Regions from separate parts of the Homo sapiens genome. Here region 2 is linked to region 1. The links are chromatin loops, found by intact Hi-C in ENCODE. Cell type or tissue: heart left ventricle. All regions are shown on one strand. Links, peaks and the distances in the headings refer to the core of each region. The heading gives the core; the rest is flanking DNA.

Evidence for each region. Peaks named below come from ENCODE experiments on the same cell type or tissue, not always from the same donor. Only the 100,000 strongest peaks of a DNase experiment are listed, where the experiment ranks them.
Region 2: a loop joins it to region 1, with 2.2 times the contacts of the local background. A loop is called at or near these places in 13 of 110 quality-filtered maps.

What each region holds. Positions count from the first base shown.
Region 1 is chr22:29,827,740-29,836,561 of GRCh38, reverse strand. ASCC2 (activating signal cointegrator 1 complex subunit 2) reads left to right here. Exons shown (of 20, transcript NM_032204.5): 2 at 4,220-4,317. The coding sequence starts at 4,237. Among named protein-coding and RNA genes, the nearest start is that of ASCC2, 6.1 kb to the left of the region's middle. In heart left ventricle, for the core only: no CTCF peak of the experiment used is centred there; a DNase peak (open chromatin) is centred at 5,751; H3K27ac peaks cover 4,553 bases.
Region 2 is chr22:29,776,939-29,788,706 of GRCh38, reverse strand. ASCC2 (activating signal cointegrator 1 complex subunit 2) reads left to right here. Exons shown (of 20, transcript NM_032204.5): 20 at 1-96. Among named protein-coding and RNA genes, the nearest start is that of UQCR10, 15 kb to the right of the region's middle. RefSeq lists a silencer at 5,408-5,581. In heart left ventricle, for the core only: no CTCF peak of the experiment used is centred there; DNase peaks (open chromatin) are centred at 6,476 and 9,395; H3K27ac peaks cover 4,746 bases.

The DNA of each region.
Region 1 (8,822 bases), core at 823-8,822:
TGAAATGATTAACGTACTGTTTGCTCTCTCGTGGTTTATTAAAGGTCTTTTCTGCCACCAGGTTATCATCATCTCTTTCTGGTCATGTCTGTCTCATACTTAAATGACTCCTCACTGCCTTCAGGTGAAATACTAAAATCTTTAGTGTAGCATTGAGGCTTTTTTTTTTTTTTTTTTTTTTTGAGATGGAGTCTCGCTCTGTCGCCCAGGCTGGAGTGCAATGGCGTGATCTCGGCTCACTGCAACCTTCGCCTCCCGGGTTCAAGCTATTTTGAGGCTCTTTTTAAACTGGTCCTGTCTTCCCTATCCAGCTTCTCTTCTCTCTTCACTTCTGTCATCCCCTATCTGACCTGTGTTTTCAGTAACACCAAATGTCTCCCTCTTCCTTCAAAGCCACACTTTTTAGACAGGGTCTCACTGTGTCCCCTAGGCTGGAGTTCAGTGACGTATCATGGCTCATTGCAACCTCAATCTCCTGGGCTCAAGCAATTCTCCTTCCGTGGCTTCCCAAAGTGCTGATTGCAGGCGGAAGCCACCTCACCCGACCCAAAGCCACACATTTTAAGACTCTGAGCCTTTGTTCATGCTTGCTCTCTGCTTGGAATGTCACCTTTTCCCCCATCCTTCAACATCCAGGTTATAGATCACCTTCTTTGTAATATCCTTCCTTTCTCTACTATACTGTAGTTTTGGACATTTCCTGTTACAGCTTTAATGCCAAATCATAGTCAGTTATATGCCTAGGACCCAGATTGTATTCAGGAATTGTTTGCTGAATAAACCAGGAAGCCCAAAGTGTCTTGCCTCTGGTTGGGACTTGAATAATAACAACAACTAAACTTTATTGAGTGCTTATTATGTGCCAGGTATTGGGTTGAACACTTCACATTGATTACTTCTCATAGCAACCCTACGAGTTTATGTACTATTACAATTCTGGTATTACAGAAGAGGCAATCAAAAGTTAGAGAGGTTAGGGAACTGTCTCAAGGTCTCAACATGGATAGGAAAAGGTGGAGCCAGGACTTGAATCCAGGCTGTAGGACTGTAGCGCTCTCTCCCTACCACCACACCAGGCTAGCCCTGAATTGCCCTGGCAGGCAATGGTTTGTAGGAGTGAATTTCTTTTAAAGAAAAAAAATTTTTTTTTTTTTTTTAAATTTTGGGACAGGGTCTTGCTCTGTCACCTAGGATGGAGTGCAGTGGTGCCATCATGGCTTACTGCAGCCTTGATCTCCTGGGCTCAAGTGATCCTTCCGCCTCAGCCTCCTAAGTAGCTGGGACTACAGGAGTGCACCACCACACCTGACTAATTTTTGAATTTTTTGTAGAGATGGGGGTCTCACTATGTTGCTTAGGCTGGTCTCAAACTCCTGGCTTCGAGCAATCCTCCTGCCTTGGCTTCCCAAGTGCTGGGATTACAGGCATGAGCCACTGCACCTGGCCGTGAATTTCTTCTGAAAGCAAATGCTGTCTCTACCTGTCTAGGCCTGGACTGTGGGGCCTAGAGGTTAAAGGGTGGAGACTTGCCTCCTCCTCCTGACTTTTTCTCCACCCTGTGTCTCACACCCAACACTCCCACAGCCATCTTCAGCGGGCGAGCCTGGAAAGAACTGGGCCTGTCAGTCATTTAGACTTCTGCACTGGTTTGCAGAGCAGTGGTGTTTCCAGCTCACTTTCCAGCATGGCTAGAGGGTTAGAAAAAAAAATTATTATTATTATTTTTTAACATATTCGGCACAAGAGCCCCAGGTGCCCTAGCAAAAGACCTGGGCTTCGGTTTCAGCTTGGCCAATAATGTATTTACCTTGAGCAAATCAGGGCCCCTCTTTGGACATCTGAACATGGTAATCCTTGTTGTCCTTAATTGGGTTGTTGTGAGAGGCTAGTAAGACAGTAACTTGATTAGAAATACGTGCAGCAGAGGATATTATCTATGCTTTGCAAAGCTGAAAGATGAAAACTTACCTAAGCCCTTTATTACTTTCTTTGCCTTGTGATTTTTTTTCAGGCCACCTCGTGTATGCAGAGACCATGTGTGTCTGATCTGCTGGGATCCTAGAGCTGGAACAGGTGTCAAGGACTAGGCAGACTGGTCCTCTCTTATTACTCCTTCTAGGGTGGGGATCTTCACAGTCTTTATAACAGGCCAGAACCAAGGTTCCTTGGGTACCAGGCTGTTTCCACCTCCTTGCCTTTGCTCTGCTGTTTCCTCTGCCTGGGGCACCCTTCTTCCCTGGCCAGTCTCTATTATCAAGACTACTCAGACTCTCCTCTAGAAGTGCTTTGACTTTCACTCCACCCCTTCACCCCGTCTCACCCCTAAGTTTAACTAAACTAGACACAGTATAGTGAATAGTTAAGAACCAGCCTGCTTCACCACCCACTAACTGTGAGACCTTGGGCAAGTTTCTTATTTTCTGTGAGCCTCTGTTTTGTCACTGATAAAATGAGGATAATAATAGAACTAACCTTAGACTTTTTGTGAGCATTAATACATGTAAAGCCAGTTAACAGGGCAAGTAAGTTAATGCTGAGAAGAGCACTTAGAGGCCAGGCGCTCACACCTATAATCCCAGCACTTTGGGAAGCCAAGATGGGCGTATTGCTTGAGCTTGGGAGTTTGAAACCAGCCTGGGCAACATGGTGAAACCCCGTCTCTATTTAAAAAAAAAAAAAAAAGAAAAAGAAAAGCACTTAGAGGAGCTCTTCATATCATTAAGCCTGGCCCAATATCTGAGATATGACACAGCTGGTAGCTCATGTCCCCCATGCTCCTCTGCTTGTCTGTGAAGGCTCAAGAGGTGACAGTTTAATCACCCCAGCCTCTGTCTCTCTTCATGTTGTCATTGAGTCTGTTCTAGCCTTTTATGGCATGTTTTTTGAGGGGCCTAATACACTTCTATTCCGTGATTCATTTAACACGTATGTCCCTTCTGTGGGTCAGGCCAAGTGATATTGTGAAAAGAACACTGGACAGCAAGACAGGAGACCTTGGATCTGCCACTCACTGACTGTGAGGTCAGTTTGTGCCTTTGTAGAAAGGAGCTTGCACTGTCAGTTTTCTATGAATTATCTTTTTCCCTGGTCCTTCTCTTTTTCCACGTCCTTCTTCCCTTCTTCCATGTCCTTCTTCCCTTCTTCTCATGTCGTTCTATTCTTCCACGTACTTCTTCCCTGAAGCCTAGAAAGGTTGCAAAATCTTAACATCCTCCACAAGTGAGGAAAGGCCCATGGCTTCAACCCTCAAAAGACTTAAAATCTGGCTAGAGTTTTAAAAGGAGTGTCCTCATATGTAGTCATTCTTCAAACATTTGGTGAGGCCACCTCTGTACCAATCCTGTGCTCACAGAAAAGATAGCAAGAGGAGAGCCCTGGGCATTGTCTTCATAGAGCTCACAGGCTACTGAGCTCACAGAGCTGGAGCCATAATAAAGGGAATCTACATATTTTTAGCCAGTACTTCTCAAAGTGGGTGGAAACAGGCTGGGCACAGAGGCTCACACCTGTGAGCGCTTTGGGAGGTTGAGGCAGCACTTTGGGAGGCCAAGACAGGAGGATCATTTGAGCCCAGGAGTTTGAGACCAGCCCGAGTGATGTAGTAAGAACTCATCTATCAAAAAATAAAACCTGTCTCTACAAAAAATTAAAAAATTAGCTGGCCGTAGTGGTGCATGCCTGTAGTCCCAGCTACTCAGGAGGCTGAGGTGGGAGGATTGCTTTAGCTCAAGAGTTAGAGGCCACAGTGAGCTATGATCTCACCACTTCACTGGACAACAGAGTAAGACTCTGTCTCTTTAAAAAAAAAAAAAGCTGGGCATGGTGGTGTGTGCTTGCAGTCCCAGCTACTGGGGAGGCTGAGGCAGGAGAATCACTTGAACCAGGGAGGCGGAGGTTGCAGTGAGCTGAGATAGCGCCACTGCACTTCAGCCTGGTGACAGATCGAGACTCCATCTCAAAAAAAAAAAAAAAAAGTGGGTGGAAATATATCAGAAGTCATCTGGGGAAGTATTTCTTCTACAATTGAGAACTGCTTTATGCAAAAAAAGTCACTTTGGCTGGGTTAGTAGGTGCATGAACCAGGTCCTGAACCACAACAGGAGCCTCCTAAGGCGAGAGGTTGAAGCTTCTCTTCTGACTCTGGGATCAGCCCCAGAGCAGGCCCTGCCCCCAGGAGTCTGTGTGTCTGCTCTCTTCTTCCCATCCATATTCCTTTCAGGAGGGTCACGCAGCACAATGCCAGCTCTGCCCCTGGACCAACTCCAGATCACCCACAAGGACCCGAAGACAGGAAAGCTGAGGACTTCACCAGCGCTGGTGAGCCGGTCACTTAAGGCCATTCAGCCTGATATTGTCAGTCTTGCAATTTCAGGAGCAAAAAGTAAATTCCGTCTTTATCTGTTCCAAGAATGACACGAGGGCCATGGTCGGTGATTCAGTAGCTGAGACACTACTAGTCTCTTCCAGGCCCAGAGTAGGAATTTCCTTCCGAGCAGCAACTTGAATTTGCATAGGATTTTCCATGTCACCACCCTGCACCTTCCCCCCAAAGCATTTAATTTCAAATCAGTCCAATGGCAGTTCTAATTCAGCCTGGATCGGGCTAGAAATGGATCCAGCCCAAAGCTGGGTTTGGGGATTTGACCCTGTGGAGGGTGTTCAGGTTTCAGGTAGCGTTTTCAGAGCTATCTAAGCTGCTATCCGTATTTTGGTGGGAACGCTGATTTCAGAGGTTGGGCCGTCTTTTATCTCAACTGAGATAGGAAGCACCACATACAAACACCCCGGCAGAGCTAGTGAGACTGAAAAATAAGGAGGCTATGAACATGTCGATTACCAGCTGCAGAGAGAGATTAAAGCCATGGAGAGGTGCCAGGCTGCTGAAGAAGGAGATAGATGTAGCCCTGGAGTTCCTATACCCACTTGTTGTTTTCCCAAGAATTTGAGCTCACTTGAACAAGGTGGGAGGAAGTGTTTTCTAGGGGTTTGAGTAAAGTCGTGGGAAACAGGAACTTGGTGTTTTATTTCCTGCCTTCTAGATGGCTTCTTATTACTTCTTAAATAGTCTCTAATAATAGTACCTGACATTTATACAGTACTTGCCCTGTGCCAGATCATTCTAAACACTTCACCCGGATTATCTCATTTAGTCCACATCACAGCCCTACAAATAGACATTTTGATTGTCTCCATTTTACAGATGAGGAAACTGAGAGTTCAGAGTCACAGAATTAGGAAATCAGGGGAGTCAGGATGGGAGCCTAGCCAGGCAGACCCTAGGACACATATCCTTAAATTCTTTCTGCTATAAAGCCTCTCATTTTCTTTTTATAACCTTTTTATGTGTGGGAGATATTTATCAGAAAATCTGGAAGTGTTCTTTTCAGTATGATAGCCACCCAATAGGTGGTCATTCACCACATGTAGCTATTAAGCACTTGTAATGTGAATAGTGAGTGTGGACTGAGGAACTAGATTTTTAATTTAATTGTAATGCTTTTAAATTAAAATAGCCCCATGTGGTGAGTGCCAGCACAGATATAGAGCAGTTATATTATTGCAGAAAGTTCTGATGGAAACACTGATGGAGACTGGCTCCTTGGGTGGTCGAGTATGATTTTCCACCTCAGTCCTCCCCACATACCGAATGAACATGTGGGTTGTTAGACTGCAGGCATTGTGAGAGCGATGGCCTGGTCCTTGCCCTTTACTCCTGATTTCCAGTGCCAGGCGCACAGGAGGCTCTCAGAAAACATTTGGTACATGAGTCAGGGACTGCAGCCAGGCCATGTGCCAGGTGCTGGAGCTATAAAGAGAAAAGACATGGTCTCTGCCCTTGAAGAGCCCACGACCTAAGAGAAAGACAGACCAGTAGCTTCTCTAGTGTGATCAGGGTTGTGACAGAAGGAAGTCTAGGCTGTTCCATGAGTGCAGAGCCGGGGCCGCCGATCCAGACCAGTGGGGTGTGTAGGGGCAGGGAGGCTTTGGCCTGGTGGGAGGGTACGTGCAGCCCAGGAGGGCTTCCTGAAGGAAAGGGCTTCTGAACTGGGTATTGAAGGGCAACTTAACACTAGCTGGGCAGAGCAACAGGAGAAGGCTGGACCTGGTAGGACAACCTTAGTATGCAGTTCTGGAGTCTTGAGAGATCCTGACTCTTACACTAACCACAAGTCACTTGAGGTGGCAACAGTATAGCAGAGTTAGCAAGTACAGGCTTCGTGTTCATTTCACACATATTTGAATATTTGTCTTTGTGTCTTTGGGCAAGTTATTGAACCTCTCTAAGCCTCAAATCCAAAAGCGATAATAATAGGACCAGCTTTGCAGGGTGGTTGTGGGGATTAAATGAGATGCCTGTGAATGAGCACTGTGCCTGGAACATAGTAAGCACTCAATAAATTGTTATTACAATGGTGATGACAGCAGGGACAACAACAGCAGCACTAAATTGGGGGTATGGTGGGAAGGCAGATGAGTTGAGGGAGACAGCTGCCTGATCGAAGAGGGGTCTTGCTGGCAGACTGAAGAGTGTTACTCTGAAGGCCACGGGCAGCTCCTGAAAGATTGTACTAAGATATGTGTCCACCCTATATTTGTCCCTTTAGTCTTGGCTTGGGGCATGATCTCTAGCCAAAGGGTAGTTACCACACCACCTTTTCAGGGTAATTGGTAGAGCTAATGTTGGTTGAGGATCTATTTGAATAGCACATACTTGAAGACCCAAAAGAAATAGTCTTGTGGCCAGGCCCGGTAGCTCACGCCTGTAATCCCAGCACTTTGGGAGGCTGAGGCAGGTAGATCACTTGAGCCCAGGAGTTCAAGACCAGCTCGGGCAACATGGCAAAACCATTTTTTTTTTTTCCCAGACAGAGTCTTGCTCTGTCGCCTAGGCTGGAGTGCAGTGGCGCGATCTCGGCTCACTGCAACCTCCGCCTCCCGGGTTCAAGTGATTCTTCTGCATCAGCCTCCTGAGTAGCTGGGACCAGCTAATTTTTGTGTTTTTAGCAGAGACGGGGTTTCACCATGTTGGCCAGGCTAGTCTCGAACTCCTGACCTTGTGATCCGCCCGCCTTGGCCTCCTAAAGCACTGGGATTACAGGCGTGAGCCACCACGTCCAGTCAGCCTCCATTCATTTCTTTGTCCAGCCAGCAGATCTGTACAGAAAGTCTGCTCAATGCCAGGTGGTGTTCTATAGACTCGGAATGCTGGGTGAGCAAAGCTCAGACTGCCTCCAGACACCTACAAGCTAGTGGGGGAGACAGCTGGGAAGACCAGTCCTCCCCTTTTATACAGCTTTATTCAGGCATTGTTGAAGGACAATAAACTGCACATATTTAAAATATACAATTTGCCAACACCTATGAAAAGAAAGGGAATTTTTTTTTTGAGGTGGAGTCTAACCTGTTGCCCAGGCTGGGGTGCAGTGGCATGATCTCTGCTCACTGCAACCTCCGCCTCCCAGGTGCAAGTGATTCTCCTGCCTCAGCCTCCCGAGTAGCTGGGACTATAGGTGCGTGCCACTACACCTGGCTAAGTTTTGTATTTTTGATAAGAGATGGGATTTCACAGTGTTGGCCAGGCTGGTCTCAAACTCCTGGCCTCAAGTGATGGGCCTGACTTGGCCTCCGAAAGTGCTGGGATTACAGGCATGAGCCACTGTACCCAGCCAACATTTTAAAAATTAAAACGTAAAATATGCAATTTGATTGGTTTTTCCATCTGTATGCATGCATGAAACTATCATCATCAATGAGCATTTCTACCACCCCTGAAAGTTTTCTTGTGCCTCTCTGCAATCCATGCCTTCCTCCCACCCTTTCCCCATCCAAACCACTGATCTGAAAGCACTTTTAATGCTGTTCAAGTGGTATAGAGAGGTGAGCACAGAATGCAGGTGCTGAGGGAGAGCTTAGATGAGCTCCTAATCCAGCTGGGATGGGAGTCAGGGAGGCTTCCTGGAAGAGGTGAGATTGGAACTGGGGTCAGAAGGACAATCAGTGAGACCAGGATGGCACACAGATACCATAGGTCATTTAATAGGTCTGCAGTGTAAGCTTTGGCTCAAATCCTGCCTCAGTTGCCTCTTTAATCCCATGACCTTGGGAAAGTTCCTGAAACTTACTGTTTGATTCCTCCTCTAAAATGGGATGAATACTATGTCTCTTTTAAATAGTTTTTGTAGATTAAAAAAATAGGGGCTGTGGGTTGTGCCTGCTTAGTGGCTGGCACAGGGCAGGTCCACAATGAGTGGCAGCTTTCATTTGCACCATTCCAGCATTCACCAAATCTGTCTCCCACCGCCCAGTGCAATCTGTGCCCTTTTGTTATGACCCATGTTTATGCCTCCATAAAAATGTTTCTTCCATTTGAAGTCCTTATCCTCGAATGCTTGGAGCCTTGGAGGAAGTCTGCTTGCTCTGGGAAGCCGTCCCTTATCCTCCAGGTGCTATTAATTCCCTTCTGCATTTCCACAGTCCCTCTGCCAGGTTTGAGCTGTCACTTCCTTTGTTTTGTGCTCACTTGGTGATTTAGATGTCCATCTTCCCCCTGTGGGATTGTAGGGAAAGTAGAATCTCAGGGGTGTGTGTGTGTGTGTGTGTGTGTGTGTGTGTCAGAAGAATGAGTAGCCTGGTGTGTGTGTGTGTGTGTGTGTGTGTGTGTCAGAAGAATGAGTAGCCTGGTGTGTGTGTGTGTGTGTGTGTGTCAGGAGAATGAGTAGTCTGGGTGTATGTGTGTGTGTGTGTGTGTGTCAGAATGAGTAGCCTGGTTGTGTGTGTGTGTGTGTGTGTGTGTGTGTGTGTGTCGGGAGAATGAGTAGCCT
Region 2 (11,768 bases), core at 1,607-9,606, 49 kb after region 1:
CACAAGACACCACTTCCCCTTTACCCTGGACAGCAGGAAACCTGTATATTCAAAAACACAAAAAGTCCTGCTAATAAAATTTTTGACCCTTTCAAACGATCTGTGTATGTCCATGACCCACATTCCCTGTGTCTCATTCTTCAGGGACAGCTGCCAGCTGGAGGACAGGAAGGCAGGATGGTCACTGTACTCTCTCCGTCATCCTCTCCTGCTTGTGGCTCCTGTAACCCCTCTGATGCTGCTCTGCCTTGCTGTGTGACCCCAGAACATCACCCCCTTCTCTGAGCCTCCAGTCCTTGCTAGTGGAATGAAGGGCTGGGTGGGGTGAGCCCCTGTGGTCCTTTGCATTTTCTCATTCAGTTATGACAGCTCCACTGTAAGAGGTAGGTACCATTTTCAGCCCGGTAGTACAGATAAGGAAAATGAGGCACCGAGGGCTGAAGGCACCTGCCCCGGCCACAGCTAGGAAGTGGCAGAACAGGGATTGGACCCTGGCCTTTACAGGGTTCTAGACCCCTGTAGGTGGTGTCATCTCCATCTCACAACTGGCCCAAGGACATTCAGCCAGTGGCAGAGGCAGTACCCAAACTCAGCACCTCATGGTTGTATCTACATTGTAATAAATCCCCCCAAATCTAGAGTTCGGACAGAAACCTTAAGAAACAAGTGAGAATGTCGCTGCCAAGCCCTGTCAAAGTGAGTGGGACTTGGGCCTGTTTCCTCAAAGCCCCTTCCCAGGCATGGCCAACCAGTTCCTAGCGTGGCAGCAGATGCCAGGCCACACTGCGTGTTGTCACTCAATGGCGAGTCAACAGCGGGGCATTGACTGGGCTGACCCTAGCCCAGCCTAGCCTGGAGCCCCATCCTATCAGTGGAAGCCAGGGCCCATGCCTGGCTGGACCTTGACAAATCACCCTGGATGCTGGTGCAATTTATTTGCACGTGCTTAGGATGAGAGTCTGAAGCAGAGGCAGACAGGCACTTGATGGATTGGTTTTGTTAGGTCAGCCCGCACAAGTGAAAATCAATAGCAATCCCTCTGCCTGGCCAGCCCTCTTGGTGTATTTGAGATGCAGAGCAGATACGGGGGTGGTGTCCTCCCCCTGAGCTGCTGAATTAGCTGAGATCAGGCCCAGGGTCAGCCGTCCTGACAGGCAGCAGGAAGACTCTGTTTCCTCCTGGAGGCATTTGCCAGGGACCTCCCTAAACTCCTCAGGTCCAGTGCTTGTCCCTGGAGCAAGGCAAGGTGAGTTGGGAGTTCCCAGGATTTACTGGTCTTACCTGTTCCTGTTCACACGGCCCCTCTCACATTCTCTTAGTCATCTATACCTCCCACCCACCTGGACTGGTGTTCAGGCCTCATGTGAAAATCCTGGTTTAAAGTATTTGAGAAGGAGTCAGTTTTTCAAATTTTTCAGAATGTAGTGCCAGGTCAAACTTCATCTCCCTTGAGGATCTACTACTTTCTCATTTCAGATCTTGAAAGCACTCTTTCAGAGGTGCTTTGAAAACAGCTCAGGGGCCATCCAGAATGGTGTTCCTACGCCTACTGCCTCATCTCTCAGGGCCTCAGTTTTCCCATCTGTACAGTGATCCTGTTGGACCAGATGAAATCTTTCCACCTGGTGCCAGTTAAATCCTCTGAGGAGATCCCAAGGTTTAATTAACATTGGCAGCTGCTCCAGCCTGTGCAACATAGCAAGACCCGATCCCTCCAGAAAATAATAAATAAGGTGGGTATGGTGGTGCACACCTGTAGTCCCAGCTACGCAGGAGGCTGAGGCTGGAGGATCACTTGAGCCCGGGAGTTGGAGGGTGCACCCAGGAGTTGGAGGCTGCAGTGAGCTATAATCATGCCACTGCACTCCAGCCTGGGCAACGAGTGAGACCTTGTCTCTTTTTTTTTTTGAGACGGAGTCTTGCTCTGTCACCCAGGCTGGAGTGCACTGGCACGATCTCGGCTCACTGCAACCTCCGCCTCCCGGGTTCCAGTGATGCTCCTGCCTCAGCCTCCCGAGTAGCTGGGACTACAGGTGTGCACCACCGTGCCCGGCTAATTTTCGTATTTTTAGTAGAGACAGGGTTTCACCATGTTGGCCAGGCTAGTCTCAAACTCCTGACCTCGTGATCCACCCACCTCAGCCTCCCAAAGTGCTGGGATTATAAGCGTGAGCCACCGCACCCAGCCAGAGACCTTGTCTCTTAAAAGGAAAAAAAAAATTTGCAGCTGCAGAAGTGTTAGAAGCGAAGTGGGGCTAGAAATGCCTGCTGGGTCACTGCATCCCACCATCCCCACTGCTGCTTCTACACAGGTATTTTCTAAGTGCCTTCTCTAGGCCCTGGCAAAGAACACGACTATCACATTTGCCAGCAAGCTTTGAAGACCTTGCGTCTCCAAGAGGACTTAAGACTCCAGCGTCTTTGTTCCTAATCTGTGGGTGGCAATGTCATGGGCATGTGTGTTTGAACAGTGCTTCTGTGCCTCTGTGAGGTGGTGGGGCAGAGCCGGTCCTTGTTTACTAAAAGGGACCCGAGCCCCCACAGGGGTGGGAGGATGGGTTAGGCTTAAAGAGCCAGGTGCAGTCTGGAAGAAGAAAGGATTGGTGAGAACTTGCATGGCCCTGCCACACCAGGAGCTTGGGTAAAATCATACTGGGAGGGAAACAAAACAAAAAAAGTCAACACCCAAGAAATGCAGGGGGGTAACTCGACCACCTCTGTAAAGAAGAAAAAAAGCAAACAAAAGAAAAATGCAAGGGGGTGTTGTGTAGCCGTTTAAAATGATATCAACAGAGACTTGGTAGACTTGGTAGTGACATGGGAAACTAAATATTCAAGAATTTTTAAAAGTAGAATACATGATTGATGCACCATGATGGTGAAAATGTTAATTCTTTTTTTCATACAAACAAAGCAAGTCTGGAAGGGAATGTGCATAAATGAAAATAATAGAGGCCGGGCATGGTGGCTCACGCCTATAATCTCAGCACTTTGGGAGGCCGGGGCAAGTGGATCACCTGAAGTCAGGAGTTTGAGACCAGCCTGGCCAACATAACGAAACCCCGTCTCTACTAAAAATACAAAAATTAGCCGGGGGTGGTGGCACACACCTGTAATCCCAGCCACTCGGGAGGCTGAGGCAGGGGAATCACTTGAACCCAGGAGGCAGAGGTTGCAGTGAGCAGAGACTGCGCCATTGCACTCCAGCCTGGGTGACAGAGTGAGACTCCGTCTCAAAAAATAATAATAATAATTAAAATTAATTAAAAAAATAAAAATTAGCCAGGCATAGTGGTGCTCAGCTGTAGTCCCAGTCCTGACTATTCATGAGGTTGAGGCTAAGCCCAGGAGTTCGAGGCTGCAGTGAGCTATGATCAAGCCCCTGCACTTAGGCTTGGATGACAGAGCAAGGCCCTGTCTCTAAAAAAAAAGACAAAAAAAAAAAGGCAGGAGGGAAGGAGTTAAGGCCAGAAGGCAGGCCAGCCCACTGCCTAGTCAGTGGTTCAAAGCGCAGCTCTCAGTGTTTGCAGCTTGTTCTCAGAAATCAGGGACTGGGCGGTCAGCCCGGCTGGAAGGGAAAAGGAAGAGGAGGACAAGGGCATCCACTCACATATTCGCCAAAAATCGACTATGTGTCAGGCATGTGTGAGAAGAACCCAGACTCTGCCTTCTTGGAATTCACTGTACAAGAGGCATGTGGATATTATATAAGACATTTTGTAAAAATGATTAATAATTGTGCTAAATCCTAATACATGAATGAAGAAATGAGTGGGAAGAGAAATAAACAAGCAAAATCAACAGAAAGAGGCTGAGAGCAAAGAGAATTCCCAGAAGCAGAGAGAGAGAGAGATTAACTAGGCAGAGGCAATGGGGTTCACTGGGGCTCTGCCAGGAAGTGGCGGGGAGGCAGCCAGCAGGAAGAATGGAACAGGAGGATCCTTCTTGGAAGGAAATTGGCATTGACGAGGAAGAGGGGACTTAGAGGTGGGGAGGGGTGTTGGCACCCAGAGCATGTTTATGGGATGCCTAGAAAGAGCTGGGGAGGCACCCAGGCTCCAGGGGACCCACCTGGGGGAAGGCCAGTCCCCAGGGAGAGGAAGGGTGGAGCAGAGGCTCCCCAGAGCAGCTTGGCATCTGGCCTTCTCTAAATCTCTTGAGCGTGGGGCAGCAAGGCAGGGGCTTTGACTGTGGCCAGAGGCTGTTGCAATTCAGTAGTCAGAACTAGGGTTAAAAATTCATTCTGAGGGCTGGGTGCAGTGGCTCATGCCTGTAATCCTAGCACTTTGAAAGACGGAGGTGGGTGGATTGCTTGAGCCTGGGGGTTCAAGAACAGCTAGGGCAACATGGCGAAACCTCGTCTCTACAAAAAATAGAAAAATTAGCCAGGTGTGGTGGCATGCACCTGTAGCCCTAGCTACTCGGGAGCCTGAGGTGGGAGGATCACTTGAGCCTGGTGGGGTGGAGGCTGCAGTGAGCCCTGAGCATGCCACTGCACTCCAACCTGGGCAACAGAGCAAGACCCTGTCTCAAAAAAAAAAATCGTTCTTTCTAGAGGTTACCCTATGTGTGTATGGGGTGGGGGTGAGGATCCTCAAAACGAGCATGAAATTCTCACTTCACATCACACTGAAAATTCCCTTCCAACGATCGATAATCAGCAAGAGGATTTCATACAGACTGGCGGAATTCAGTACATCTTAAAGGGCATTTAGTCCAGATTTTCTCAACCTGTTTCAACCCCCAACCAGCCCCAATCTTAGGCTTTGGAATTCCAGACATCCCCCCTCCCCTGGGGGTGGGGAGCTTTGTCCTGCTTAAGACTCTGCTGGGGCCGGGTGTGGTGGCTCACACCTGTAATTCCAATACTTTGGGAGGCCGAGGTGGGCGGATCACCTGAGGTCAGGAGTTGGAGACCAGCCTGGCCAACATGGTGAAATCCCGTCTCTACTAAAAATACAAAAATTAGCTGGGCATGGTGGCACACATCTGTAGTCTCCAGCTACTTGGGAGGCCGAGGCACAAGAATCACTTGAACCCGGGAGGTGGAGGTTGCAGTGAGCCAAGATCATGCCACTGCACTCCAGCGTGGGCAACAGAGCAAGACTCTGTCTCAAAAAAAAGACTTTGCTGAGCTTCTGTGGCTCTCTTCCAGCCATGGAGGTTTCCTCCAGCTTTACTTACTGTGGTCTGAATTACAAAAATGACAGGTACTTAATTCTAGTTTTCTGAATATGAAATGATGACGGTGACGCTGCCTTTTCTAGCAACAGGAGTCCACTCTCAGCACTCTGACATGTCCCTTAAGTGCTCTGCCATCCTAAGGAGATTGTAATTATGGTTTTCTCCTCCTTAAAATGATTTTACGCAGAAGAGCCAGGTGGAAAAGGGGCCCCCAGTGAGAAAAGCACCAATGATTCCTATAAAGTTAGGAATTTGTCTTTCTTATTTTATTTTATTATTATTTTTAATAATACAGACAGGGTTTCACCATGTTGCCCAGGCTGGTTTTGAACTCCTGGGCTCAAGTGATCCTCCCGCCTTGACCTCCCAAAGTGCTGGGATTACAGGTGTGAGCCATTGCGCCCAGCCATCTCCCTTCTTTTAACCACCCTGCCAGAAACCCCTTTGCACACATCACCTGCTATTTCCGGGGGGCACAGTTCGAAGCATGGAATTCTGGGGTCCTAGGGCCATGAACAGTTATAGAGCGGCCCGTCACTCTGGGTTTTGGCTGGTAGTTCTCCCTGGTGGGACAGAATCGGGGGTGGCTTGAACTCCAAGGCTTTTGCCTCCATGGGTGACTTCTGTCGTGAAACAGCCTCTCCCCAGGCCCTTGTCTCTAGGGAAGGTTGGAAACTCCATATTTGAGCCCTTTGGATGGGAGTTTGTTTAGAAGAAAGTGAAGCTACTGGCCCCTTCACTCTGATGGGCTCCCCAGGTGCCCCATGACAGAGCCAATGTCCACAGCCCAGCCTTCAGGGTCAGAGGCCTTGCCACAGGACAGTGACAGTGACAGATGAGGACCAGCTTGATGACCTGTCAAACAGGAGGTGGCCTGTCACACCTGGAAAACCACACTCCCCTGCTTGAGAGAGGCCTACACAAAAAGGCATTTAACGCTCCCCAGGGTGTTAATTCAGAGTAAGACGTGATGGCCAGGTCAGACCTTTTCCCTGGGGGACCAGGGTCCCCTAAATGGCTGGTGGCCTATTTTGCTTTTGCCATTCAGAGCAGGGGCTAGGCTCTGGGGTCAGAACTGAGCTGGGCTCAGCCACTCCCTGGCTCTCTGACTTTGAGCAAGGTGGCCTCACCTTCCGAAGCCACAGTTGTCCTATCAATAAACTGGAGATGTTGGCAGGGTGGCTGGGATAAGGTGTGTACAGTCCCGGTCTGCCGTGAGACAAGCTAGTGAGCTCACAGGGACTTGCCCACAGGGACCGGGCTGGGAGAGGAGTGGCAGGTACTTCCAGCCAATGCTCCAGCTGGCTTTCTGTGCACCCCACACCCCACTCTCTTGGCAGAGCTGCCCTAATTCCTCCTGGGCCATCTCCCATGGGCTCTGGATGGCCTGGATACACAAGCTGGACACAGAAGACAGGCCTGGTAAGTGTGCAGTCGGTGTCCTGGGAGCCCAGAGGAGGTGCCCCACACAGCTTTGTAGGACTGGAAATTACCCTCAGTGAATCCTTGAAACAAAGCCAGGAAAATGGTTGATTAAAAGTCTTGTTTGGAAGTTCAGGCCGGGCACAGTGGCTCACGCCTGTAATCCCAGCATTTTGGGAGGCCAAGGCGGGTGGATCACCTGAGGTCAGGAGTTCGAGACAAGCCTGGCCAACATAGTGAAACCCTGTCTCTACTAAAAGTAAAAAATTAGCCGGGCATGGTGGCATGTGCCTATAGTCCCAGCTACTAGGGAGGTTGAAGCAAGAGAATTGCTTGAACCCGGGAGGTGGAGGTTACAGTGAGCCGAGATCGCACCACTGCACTCCAGCCTGGGCAACAGAATGAGACTCTGTCTCAAAAATAAAAATAAAAATAAAAAGGAAGTTCAGTCACTTGCTTTTGGCTGCAAAGTGGCTGAGTCAGAATTCAAACCCAGATTTGCAGCTTCCAAAGTCCATTCTCTCAGCCCCTATAGGCTTTCCTCCCCTATAGCTAGGCACTTGAACTGGAAGCTACAATACTCCACATGTGGTTAGCTCAGCACGAAAAAGAGGGCCTATCACCTCCTTTGTTCTAAATACCTTGCTTTTGCTGATATAGCCTGTAATTCAAGTCATTCTATTGGCAGAGGGGCAGGGGAAAGGGAAGAGAGTAGAAAGCTGGGCAGGGGAAAGGGAAGAGAGTAGGAAGCTGGGCAGGACATATTTCCCCAATCTCTGCTCTGCTGTAGCCTCTCCTGACTGCCAGTGGAGGGAAAGGATTCCCTGCAGAGGGCCCAATGGAAGGAGATGTTTCCATTAGGAAAGCTTGGTGAGCTAAGGAGATCAGGCATCGCATGGAGTTGCAGCCCCAGGGCAAGAGGTGGCCCTCCCTGTTTGGGGCCTGCACTGGAGGGAGACAGAAGCCTGCTGAGACAGCAAGGATGGAGGGAACTGAGAGGACTCTGTTCTCAGTGAAAGGTGCTGGGGAGAGATAAGGGATGCCCGAGGAAGATACACGGTTACTGGGGCTTAAAATAGTGTTGGAGGCATGGAAAATGAGATTGCCAAGGGACAAAAAGGAGAACACAGGAAAGCGATCAGGCCTCAGAGGGAGGGAAGGGATGCCGAGAACACGATTTTAAAGCAGCTGGGACAATGAGGGGGAGGCACTTGGCTGATTCAGCTGTACAGTCAGCCCCAAAGCGCTCAGCCTGCATTTTTGTGGATCAAATATGCTAATTAGGCACAGGTCCCTGAAGACTGTGTGGGGAGACCCATTCATTTACCCTCTGTAGCAACATAACAAATGACCCCTCCTAGACCTGTGCTAAGCACATCACAAGCACTCTCATATATTTTCCCAACCACCCTGTGACATGTCAGCATCATTATTCCATTTTTCAGATGAGGAAACTGAGGGTCAGAGAGGGGAAACAACCTGCCCAAGGACCCCCAGCCAAAGAGCAGCAGGGCTAGGATTCAAACTCAGGCATGTCCTGTCTCCCTAATCCATGCCCAGGCATAAGGTGATGGAGCAAAGGAAAGCCCAGCAAGGACCCTATTTGGTAGGTTTGTGAAGTGAGATTTGAGGTAGCCTGGGTCTTACATGTCAGGCTAGGGAATATGAACTTGATCTTGTTGTGGGCAGTGGGGAGCCATTGAAGGTGTTTAAGCAGGGGCATCAGTCTGGCCTTACAAGAGTGCAATGGAGGCTGGGTGCGGTGGCTTACGCCTGTAATCCCAGCACTTTGGGAGGCCGAGGTGGGTGGATCACCTGAGGTCAGGAGTTCGAGACCAGCCTGACCAACATGGTGAAACCCCATCGCTACCAAAAATACAAAATTAGCTGGGTGTGGTGGTGCATGCCTGTAATCCCAGGTACTTGGGAGGCTGAGGCAGGAGAATTGCTTGAACCCAGGAGGCAGAGTTTGCAGTGAGCTAAGATCGCGCCGTTGCACTCCAGCCTGGGCAACAAGAGTGAAACTCCATCTCAAAAAAAAAAAAAAAAAAAAAAAAGTGCAATGGAGAAGAAGGGTTCCAGCGCAATCAGGGAAGGTTCTGGATAAAAGTGTTTTGTTTTGTTTTGCTTTTTGAGACAGGGTGTCACTCTGCCACCCAGGCTGGAGGGCAGTGTTGTGACCTTGGTTCACTGCAACCTCCACCTCCCAAGCTCGAGTGATCCTCCCACCTCAGCTTCCTGAGTAGCTGGGACTGCAGGTGTGCACCACCACACCCAGCTAATTTTTGTATTTTTTGTAGAGATGGGGTTCCCCCATGTTTCCCAGGCTGGTCTCAAACTCCTGAGCTCAAGCGATCTGCCTGCCTCAGCCTCCCAAAGTGCTGGGATTACAGGTGTGAGCCACTGTGCCCAGTCTAGGCAGAAGTTTCAAAATGGGGATAGGCCAGGAGCAGCAAGAAGGCAGTCAGCACCAAGCAGCTGCCAGCCAACACTTTCGCTACACTCCATCATTGCTCTGTCCTTGATGCCTGCTGGAGTCTGCCCTTGGCATTCGGTCTATATATAAATTCAAGCATATCAGGCCAAGGCCCCAAAGAAAAGAGAAAAATGATTTTTTTTTTACATGGCACATAGTAATAAATATGAGCATAGCCAATGGTCCTGCATTTGGATCTCTGCTCTACTCTCACTAGCTGCGTTACCCTGGGCAAGACACTTAACCTCTCTGAGCCTCATTTTCCACTTGGAATGACAATCCAGTGACACAGGGTGCATGTGCGGCACCTGGCCCAGGCCTGCCCCCGAGTGAGTGCCCAGAGAAGGCACTATTTTTGTGTGTGTGATCTTCTGTGTGTGCTGGTTGCCTGCCCCACACAGTACAGAGTGTTCGTCCTTTGCTGTCACTCAAGCAGCTGCCACAACCTCCGTCTTGTGCAAGGAATTTGTATTCTCTCCAACTTTGCACATTGCTCAGGCATTGTAAATTCATTGATTTCTGTCCTTTCCCCAGAGGACTTCAAACTCATTTGTAGGACGGTCCTTGTTCCTTGTGTTTGGAAGGGCTGACTGAGTCATGGGGATGGAATCTATTTCTTTTTAATAACTTACATTGCTTCCCCCCTTAGTACAAAAGCAGTAACATGCTCGGTGTGGTTCACACAAATAAGCAAAGGAAAACTACTGATAATCCTGCCATGCGGAAATAATCACTGTTAAGATTTTAGTTCTTATCCTTACAGCATTTTTTTTTTAGAAAAAAAGAATACACATAATGGTTTTCTACAAATATGGGATCGTACTACACATGCTATTATCACCATTTATTCAGGTAATGAGATATTGTGAACATCTTTCTGTTTCTCATCTGCATCATGTCGAATGGCTTACTTGTCTTCTATTATACCATGCTTTAGTCGGGCAATTCCCTGTTTTTGTACATTGAGGTTCTTTCTAATTATTTGCCGTTAAGCTACAATGAAGAGTCTCCTGGCTAAATATTTGCCCACAATCATGATTATCTTCTCAGGATAAATTCTTAGAAATAGAATTGCTGGGTCAAGTTTTTTGACTGATGTTGTTGAATGGGTCTTCCCGCCAGCAGTGTTTGAAACGATCATTTCCCATATCTTGGCTCATGCCGGATATTATAATGATTAAAAAAAAAAAACTTTGTGAATTTAATAAGTAAAAGGACATCTAGTGATTTTTATTTTGCCAATCTGTTGTTACAGAGCTTCAAGAAGCAGATGCAGGTATAAAATGGGCCGGAGAAAGATGCAGAGGTAGGGAGGGGAGTGTGGTGGGTACCCATAGTCCCTTCAGTACGAAAGATTTACCACCTCAGATGCTGGACGTGCTGTTGGCCTCTTCAGGGATTGGCCAGGCTGAAGAGAACTGCCCTGCCCTGTCTGCCCACTTCCTAGGCAGCAGCCTCCAGCGAGTGATCAAAAGAGACTACAGTCTGGGTGCGGTGGCTCACGCCTGTAATCCCAGCACTTTGGGAGAACAAGGCAGGCAGATCACTTGAGTCCAGGAATTCAAGACCAGCCTGGGTAACATGGTGAAACCCCGTCTCTACCAAAAGAAAAAAAAAAAAACTCAAAAAGAAAAAGAGGCTATAAATGGCCCTGGTCACCCAGATCAGGACAGCTCTGAACGGCCATGCTTCAGAACTAACCAGGGTCAGCGGAAGCCTTTGTTGAAACTGCATCTATGGCCAGATGCAGTGGCTCACACCTGTAATCCCAGCACTTTGGGAGGCCGAGGCGGGTGGATCACAAGATCAGGAGTTTGAGACCAGCCTGGCCAACATAGTGAAACCCTGTCTCTACTAAAAATACCAAAACTAGCCAGACGTGGTGGTGGGAGCCTGTAGTCCCAGCTACTCGGGAGACTAAGGTGGGAAAATCACCTGAATCCAGGAGGCAGAGGTTACAGTGAGCCAAGATCATGCCATTGCACTCCAGCCTGGGTGACAGAGCAAGACTCCGTCTCAAAAACAACAACAAAAACAAAAACACAAAGAACACATCTACATCTTGGTCTGACTTCTTTTTTTTTTTTGAAATGGAGTCTCACTCTGTCGCCCAGGCAAGAGGGCAGTGGTGTGATGTCAGCTCACTGCAGCCTCTGCCTCCCAGGTTCAAGCAATTCTCCTGTCTCAGTTTCCCAAGTAGCTGGGATTACAGGTGCCCCCCCCCCCACCACCATGCCCAGCTAATTTTTCGTATTTTTAGTAGAGACGGGGTTTCACCATTTGGCCAGGCTGGTCTCAAACTCCTGACCTCAGATGATCCATCTGCCTCGGCCTCCCAAAGTGTTGGGATTACAGGGATGAGCCACCACGCCCAGCCAGTCTGACTTCTTCTGCTGGTCCTGTTTCTTTTCCTTGGTCTACACTAGCCCCCAGTGGAGTCCACTCCCCAGGGAACCCAGCCTGTGGTTAGGAAGCATCCTTGTGTCTACCTGGGACAAGCTCAACGTGTGCTTGGTGTACAAACCTAGAATGTTCTGAGAGCTGGGCCTTCCTTCTTTGGGCCACCATGACAACACAGAGGTAAAATGTTTTAAGCCCTGGCAGGCAGCCCTGGGGTGCCAGAAGCTTCTAGGGTACCCTCTGGCTGGGTTATTTAAGCAGTCAGCTGGGTGGAGATTTACTATAC